2 separate regions of the Mus musculus genome follow, and region 1 is linked to region 2. A link is a contact called in ENCODE Hi-C or POLR2A ChIA-PET data. All regions are on one chromosome and are shown on one strand. Each heading gives the region's core, a stretch centred on a gene start or an enhancer-like site at or near the end of the contact. The rest is flanking DNA. Distances are from core to core; before and after follow the strand shown.

What was found. A loop is a pair of places that touch in the nucleus more often than their neighbours do. ChIA-PET counts read pairs that join two places held with the same protein, here RNA polymerase II (POLR2A).
Region 1: a map of v-Abl transformed pro-B cells shows a loop between it and region 2 (2.6-fold over the local background). The contact joins the promoter of Rab33b here to the promoter of Naa15 in region 2. A Hi-C loop is called at or near these places in 1 of 37 maps with a recorded cell type or tissue (v-Abl transformed pro-B cells). POLR2A ChIA-PET finds 5 or more read pairs at or near these places in 3 of 5 experiments (Patski and embryonic stem cell).

What each region holds. Positions count from the first base shown.
Region 1 is chr3:51,482,640-51,486,538 of GRCm38, reverse strand. Rab33b (RAB33B, member RAS oncogene family) reads right to left here and starts at 2,573. Exons shown (of 2, transcript NM_016858.2): 1 at 1,959-2,573. The coding sequence starts at 2,207.
Region 2 is chr3:51,414,190-51,418,323 of GRCm38, reverse strand. It overlaps Naa15 (N(alpha)-acetyltransferase 15, NatA auxiliary subunit), which reads right to left and starts at 2,308. Exons shown (of 20, transcript NM_053089.3): 1 at 1,948-2,308. The coding sequence starts at 2,001. It overlaps LOC108168868 (a long non-coding RNA gene), which reads right to left and starts at 1,941. Exons shown (of 2, transcript XR_001783830.2): 1 at 1,550-1,941.

The sequences.
Region 1 (3,899 bases), core at 1,324-3,823, 68 kb before region 2:
TAGCACCCATCCATGGTCTCTGCATCTGCTCCTGCCTCCAGGTTCCTGCCCTGTGTGAGTTCCTGTCCTGACTTCCTTCAGTGGTGAACAGTGATGTGGAAGTGTAAACCAAGCCCGGAGTGGTGGCGCACGCCTTTGATCCCAGCACTCGGGAGGCAGAGGCAGGCGAATTTCTGAGTTCGAGGCCAGCCTGGTCTACAAAGTGAGTTCCAGGACAGCCAGGGCTACACAGAGAAACCCTGTCTGGAAAAAAAAAAAAAAAAAGAAAAGAAAAAGAAAGAAAGGAAAGAAAGTGCTTGCCAAGCTAAATTTGTACCCTTGGCACCTGTACAACTGTGATCCCAGCCCTGATCCTAGTCCTAGTCAGTCTCATGGAACCAGTGTGCTCCAGATTCGTTGAGGAGACTACCTCAAAACAGTAAAGCTAGAGAGCACCCGAGGAAGACTCCTGACATCAATCCCTAGAGCCTAGACTTACCTCACTCACATACACACATACTCATGCACACCTGTGCATGCACACACATAAAATAAAGGCAAATTTAAAAGCAAAGGGGCCCAGAGAAGGGTTGATCTCTTAAATAAGATGATTTGCCCTTTATTGTTCCTGGGGTAAAAGTAAAACTCTTTGAGGAAAGGGTGAGTATAGAAACGGAAACACGACGCCTCAAGGGAAGAAGGGGAGGAGGGGCAAATCAAACCTCTTCTGAGTAGACTGATGTAGGAGACTGCAATGTAAAACAGTTGCTTAAGGGGGTGGGTGGTCCCAGGTTTCATATGTGGGGAGGGGGGCAGTTTGTAGTCTCCCTGGTTGTCCTGGGACTAACTATATACACCAGACTGCCTTGAACGCACAGAAATCCACTTGCCTCTATCTCCCAGAATACTAGAGTTAAAGACACGGGTGCTCCCCCCCCACACACACACCTCCATCTCATATGTTTTAAGGAGTAGTATTAAGTAACCCTTAGTAGTTTCGCAACAGTGCCGAGGTTTACAGCATCAGGAGGCCCCTGACTTGTCAAGGATCATTATTCTGCAGTTGAGGAACCCAACCCTTCAGAATCCCAACCTGGCTGCCTTAGACTTCCTACTATGATTACAAAGTCTCAGTAGCTACCTGGGAGAGGGTCTGTTTTTGCAACAAGAGATATGATGTTGGCAAACCACCTAAGAACCATCACATATAAATGCCTCAATGAGAAAACAGATTTTTTTCCCCCTAGATAAATTGGTTATCATACAGAAAACGCCTCAAAGGCAACAGGTTTTACTCCCACAATACTTAGCATCTGTGCAATGCTCAAAAGAATTCCTAGATATAACGGAGGTTTTGTTGTTGTTGTTGTTGTTGTTGTTGTTAAATTGGGGTGTTTGAGGTTTGTTTGGTTGAGACAGGGTTTCTCTGTGTATTCTGTCTATCCAGGAGAGCCCTGTCTATCCTGGAACTAATTAGACCACGCTGATCTCAAACACAGAGATCCTGGTCTCTGTGAGAGTGCTGAGATTTAAGAAGTGTTCCCCCAGGCCCGACTTATAACGGAATTTTCTATGCTTGAAAAATTTCTGAGTTTCTTCCGGTTATACCCCACCACCACCACCACCCAGATTCCCAGCCCAAAACTCTCACTCAAGCAATGGGGGTGGGAGTGGGGGGGTGACCGCCCCCTACACCTCTGTCACTCAAAGTGTGGTCGGTCCACAGACTCATTGCATGTGCGTTATAGGGGAGCTTATCAAATCAGAACGTGCTTTTTTGAAAAACAAGAAGTCCCAGGTAAACCTGATGTACATTAGAGGTGGAGGAACAATGCCTCAGAAGTTTGATAGATACAAACACACTTTCCCACGCCATGGGGCGCACCGCACACTCCTGCCCAGACCCAGGGTGAGGTCCCGACACCTGCCAAGAAGGAGCGGCACTCCGCTGAGACAGCGTCCCCGCCCCACCGGCTCACCTTGATGCGCTCTCCATCAATATCCACGGCTCGCTCTCGGAAGTCCACCCCGATCGTGGCCTCGGTGCGGTCGGGGAAGCGGCCGGCGCAGAAGCGGTAAGTCAGGCACGTCTTGCCCACGTTCGAGTCGCCGATCACTATGATCTTGAAGATGCGGGAGCGGGCGGGAGGCAAACACCCAGACGCCCCTGACACCGCACAGCTGGACGAGAAGCTGACCTCCAGCGACGACTCCATCTCCGAAGTCATCCTCCCGCCCCGCCCCGAGCTGAGCCGGAGCACAGAAGCCGCGGGAATGACGCCACGCCAGCGACAGCGCTCCCTAGCAGTGACAAACGACGCCCAACTCCCCACAGCCCGCGGGCACCGCGGCGCGCGTGCGCGAGCAGCCCCTGCCCACCCAGGTGTGGCGCCCCGCTAAGGCCCCGGCGCACGCGCAGTAGGCCTCCGCCAGTCGGTGCGGTGTACCTGGAAAGATGCGTCGGCGCTCCCTGGCTGGACTGCGGCTCAGAAGGTCCGCCCGAGGGACCTCTATGTGCCGCGCTCCAGCCTTCTGACCGCCTCGCCACGTCCGAGGTTCCCGAGCTCTGGAGGAAGCTGCGCAGCCCCCGGGGGCGGGGAGAGAGAGAGAGACAGCGGAGAGGAAGGAGGCGCGGCCCGGCTGTGGTCTCGCGAGAGGCGGCGGCGCAGTGGCGTCGTGGCCGCCTGGTCGCAGCCGGGGTTGGGGCTTGGAGTTGGGCTCTGAGCATCCCCTGTGCTCACCGCTTCCTCCGGGCCTCCGTGGAGCGGGGCGGAACGGCGTGGGCAGGAGGGTGAGAGGCTACTCAGCTCCTGAACCTGATCTTGGCCGTAGAGACTCTCCTCTACCTCTGCCTTCCCGGTGCTGCAATGAAAAGTGTACACTACCACGACCCGCTCAGTTTGTTTTGTAAAAGAGACAAATTGTTTTCGGCTGGTTTGAGCAACACAAGTCTTAAATCTCTGTGATTCTCTTCAACTCCATAGAGTTCCAGGACAGCCAGGTCTCCTTGAGGCAGGATCTCTCAGTCAAACCCAGAGCTCATTCCATAGAGCTAGTCTTGGTAGCTAACTTGCTCTGGGGATTCTGTCTCCATCTTCCAAGGTAGGAATTACAGGAGGTCTTCCATGCCTGCTCAGCATTGCCTTGGGTTCTGGGGATCCAAATTTAGAACCATCTCCTTATTCCCTTCTTTCCTATCCAGCCCCCCCCCCCCAGGATTTTCATATTGTAGCTAAAGCTGGCCTAGAACCTCACTGTGTATCCAGGCTGGCTCTGATTTTTGTGGGAATCCTGTCTTAGTCTCCTGAATACTAGGGTTACAGGTGTGAGACTATGCCTGGCTGAATGTTACCATTGGTTTAAAATTAAAAATAAGTACCACTTAAGCTGAATGTAATACCACATGCCTATAATCCCAGTACTGAGAAGGCTGGAACAGTATGTTAGTGGTTACATGGAGACGTTTTGGAGTCAACTCTGAAGGATCTGACATGTTAACTTTGTAAGTCAACAAGTTCCAGTGCCAGTTGATGAACTGTCAATGAAACTCCTAGGTGAGAAAGAAAAGGCACCTTCTCAGAGAGGCAGAGTATACCCCATTCCCCAAGTGATGCCATGAGGCCAAGGTGATGTCTGTCCGATGTAAGTGGTAGCATTACAGGAAATGCTCTGCAGGAAACGGGTATTTCATAAATGGTCTCTGAATCTGTCCAGCTTCATCCAGAAGAGTGATGGTGCCTTTTCTCATCCTGGAGACCAAACAAGACTCCCCCTAGAACAAGAAGAAAAAAATATTTTTTATCACGCAAAAAACGATTGCTATACAAATATCCCTAGAAAAGAGCCCAGGAAGAAAGCTGTTGATCACTTTGCCTGAATTTACAGACATGAGACAAATGAGAATTAACCTCCATTAAATG
Region 2 (4,134 bases), core at 1,059-3,558:
AGACAGGGTCTCACTGTATATCTGACTTTCCTGAATCTCCGTATCAGAGCCAGCTGGCCTCGAACTCACAAATATCTCCTGCCTCCACCTCCCAAGTGTTGGGATTAAAGGCAGACAATATTAAGCCCAGCTTTTTGCTGCCAAATCTGTTGACCTGAGTTTAATCTCAGGAACTCCCACATGGTGGAAGAGAACCAACTCTTGGAAGTTGCCCTCTGACCTCTCCACACATAAAAAAATAAAATCATTCTAGAACTGTCACAAGAAGTGCATAGTAGTTCTCATCTGTAATCCCACCTCTTGGGATGCTGAGGCAGAAAAACTGCCAAGAGTTCCAGTCCAGCCTGGCTACAGAAAGTGAGATCTGTCTCAGAACACTAAAAACAAAAAACTATGCTACAAATCCACTTAAGACTTCTAAAGGTCTGAAAACAAAACGCCATTAAGTAGTACGGGAAGTGACTGTCTAATATGTTTTTCTACACAAATTGATTACATGGATAGTTCTGTAAAATCAATCACCTCAATATAAATGGTTATTTAGGATTTATTTATGTATTTTATGTATATAAGTGCTCTATTTCCTGAATGTCTTGCACCCCAGAAGAGGGCATCAGAGTCCACTATAGATGGTTGAGAACCACCATGTGGTTGCTGGGAACTCAGCTCAGGACCTGTGGAAGAACAGTCAATGACTGCTTTTATCCACTGAGCCATCTCTCTGGCCCATAAATAGCCAAAAAGAAAAAAGAAAAAGAAAAAAGAAAAAAAAAAAAAGAAAAGAAAAAGCCAAATATCTAATCTCCTTATTTTGTTGTCAAACGAATTATAACTGCAATCTAAAAGGCTAACACACACACACACTCCAAAATTCAAGTCAAGTTTGGCGAATACACTTAATTCTTTCACGCACAAAAAAGTTTGTATAAAAGAAGCTACCCTCACACTAACAACAAAAACTGCTACAATGTATTAATGACAGAGCCGATAAAGCAGGGCATAGTTTACAATGTAAACAGATTCAAGCCCATACCCCCGCAAGTTATCACTGCGTGTATTTTTATGCAAACCGCAAACATCTGAAGCACAGGGGATGAGTTTGAGATAGCGTCAACAAGATCCATCTTAGAAGACACTTCTATTATCTCCTGCTAAGTTTTTGCACCGCTATTTTTAAAACTTCAGAGTAAGGGGTGGAGGGGGAGTCTGTACTGAAACTTCCTACCGGACCGCCCCTAGAAATGAGTCCCACCTCCCGGAGAAGGGTGTCGGGGTGGGGCCGTTTTGCTCTCCAACTAACAAACAAATGCTGCGTTTCCCACTCCCAAAAAAAGAGGCCGAGGGGCTGCAGGATCAAGTATGCAAGTGCCTGGATGGAGGTGACAGAGTAGCCTCCGCTTCTACAAGAGTCCATTCTTTCGAGTCCAACAGTGACCCCCGGCCGGGCGGGGACCGGTGAATCCCAGATGGGGAGGAAGAGGGAGGGACGGGGCCGGAGAGGGAGAAGTGCTTTCAAGCAATGAATGAGTCCCTGCCTCGGCCACACCACCTGTTCCTTCCGAGGGTGCCACCCCGACCAGCCGGCAGAATCCCTGTCCGGAGCGGGGCCGCGACTCCCGGCCCGTGCGGCCCGCTGCCCCGCTCAAGGCCAGGCTGCTCCTCCCTTCGCTCTAGGAGGGTAAACGGCAGCCGAGCCGTGCGGATGCCGGGGAGTCGGGGCCTAGTCCGGAACCGAGGCCTCGAAGCCCGCGGGCCGCGGCGCGCGGACGGAGGTGGGGGCGCTCCCGGGGCGAGACGAGAGCTGAGAGTGCGCCCCGCCAGCCAGCACAGCCGAGGTGGGGTCCCCGCGGGGTGGCCGGGTGCCCGCTCGCCCGCCCGGGCTCGGGGCTGACAGGCCCGGCTCCCAGCGAAACCATCCCCGGTGCCCGCTCGCCGCCTCACACTCACCAAGATCCGCTTGAAGAGCGCGTTCTCCTTGGGCGGGAGGCTCACGGCCGGCATGGTTCCGGCTCCTCCCGCGGCTCCCGCCACCGCCCGGCTCGCTCAGTCCGTTTGTCCGCCCGCCGCCGCCACTGCCGTTCCCGAGCTCACTTCAGCCTTGAAGCCTTCACTCCGCCGCCACTAGGCCTCCGGGGTCGCCGCGCCCGCCCTGTCCTGACACTCCCTTCGCCTCTTTTTTTTTTTCTTTTCTTTTTTTTCTCTCTCTCTCTCTCTCTCCTCCTTTTCCCCCTTTCTCACTTAACGCCGCCGCCACCTCCCCCCTCCCGGGTCTCCGTCGGCGGTTCACGTGGTAACTGAAAAGACCGACAGAGGCAGCCAAAATGGCGGACTCGGAGGGCTTTCCCACCCGGGTCACACCTCCCAACGCGCAGGCGCGGTGACCCGCTCTTCCCCACCCTCGATGCACCGGAGCCTGCCGGGAACGCGGAGGCCGGGCCGGCCTGCGGAGCCGCGGATTTCAGAGTTGGCTCTGCCGGTCCTGCCAGTGCCGTGTGCCTGGGAGGGCCGCCAATGACGCTTCCGCCGCCGCCGCCTCCTCTCTGGAAACAGACTTTCTGCCCCTTCTCGCTAGACCGGCCTGCCTTTCTCTCGGTGGGGTAGACTCACCCAGATGGTGTCATCATAGCTTGAGTATCAAGTGCCAAAATGGAGATGTTTTAAGAAGAGGTATAATGGTTCTAGGCCCAAGTGCCTGTATTGTGTACAGAAGGGAGCGAAGGGTAATTTGTGAACCGATCCGAAAAAGAGGGCTTAATCATCTTGAAAAGCCTCTAAGAGCTTGACCTATGAAATGGGCCCCGGCTGGCTAGGGTATCAGTGATTTTTGTTGACTATTGCTAGAGATAGCCAGGAAAGGTGTTGGCCAGATCCGAAGTGACATACTTATACTGCCAAAGGAGCCTCTGAAGGTTGAGGTATATTTATTTCATTGCTGAAGTCATATAATGCGAGGTTGAGGAACTGGCTGTGTGAGTCACCTTAATGTGGTGGAGTTGAGGGCCGAGACTCCTGGAGTTGGCTTCTAATTCATGCTTAGGGTTGTATCTGTTGAACTGCCTGTTAACAGAAATCCTCAATCCTTAGAGGCCAGACTCCACTGAGCAAGGTCAGGCCTGAGAGAGAAGAGGATCCAGACGTTTCATTACAGTTAACAATAAAACTTTACAAAATGGCAAGCCATTGAGTCACAAGAGCCATTTTACCCTTGATTATCTCATGTGGACCTTCTAGTAATCTGTGCATCCTGAGTCATAAAGATGTGCAGCAGTTTAGCTCCTTTAGGTCTGTTTTTGTTTGTTTTGTTTTGAGACAGGATTTCCCAGTGTTTCCCTGGCTATCCTGGAATTCGATCTCTTAAAAACCAAAAAGGGAGCAAGCTTAGAGCAGGCAAATCCTGGGGTATCCTTGAACACTAATCTCTCTAAAGATTTAGGAAAATTAAGTTGGTGAGATGGTTCAGTGGATTAAGGCACTTACTTTGCAAGCCTGACAGCCTGAATTTGACCCCTGAACTCACATGAAGATGGAAAAAGAGAAAAGGCTCCAAAGAGTTGTTCTCTAACCTCCATGTTGGCACACATAAATAACAAGTGAATTCTGGGCTGGAGAGGGAGTTCATAGGGGAAATGACCTGTTACTCTTGCAGAGAACCTAGGCTGGGTCCCAGCACCTCTGAAGAGGCCAGGTATACACAGGGTGCTCGCACAGACAAAAGGCTCATGCATATAAAATAGATAAGCCTAGAAGAAAATCCTTCACATACAAAGATGTAAGTAAATAAATAGCTTTTCTACAAGTGTGTGCTGTTGAAGAGCTAACCTGGTGCTTTATGCATGCCAGATAAGCACTTTTTTGTTGTTGTTTTTTTGAGACAGGGTTTCTCTGTGTAGCCCTGGCTGTCCTGGAACTCACTCTATAGACAAGGCTGGCCTCGAACTCAGAAATCCACCTGCCTCTGCCTCCCAAGTGCTGGGATTAAAGGCATGCGCCGCCACTGCCTGGCCAGATAAGCACTTCTACCATTAAGCTAGCTATACCCACAGCACTAAATGCAAATTTTGTTTTTTCAAATTGTACAAATAATTTTTTAAATTGTAAGGTTTTATTGGCATGTTAATTATACATAATAATGGT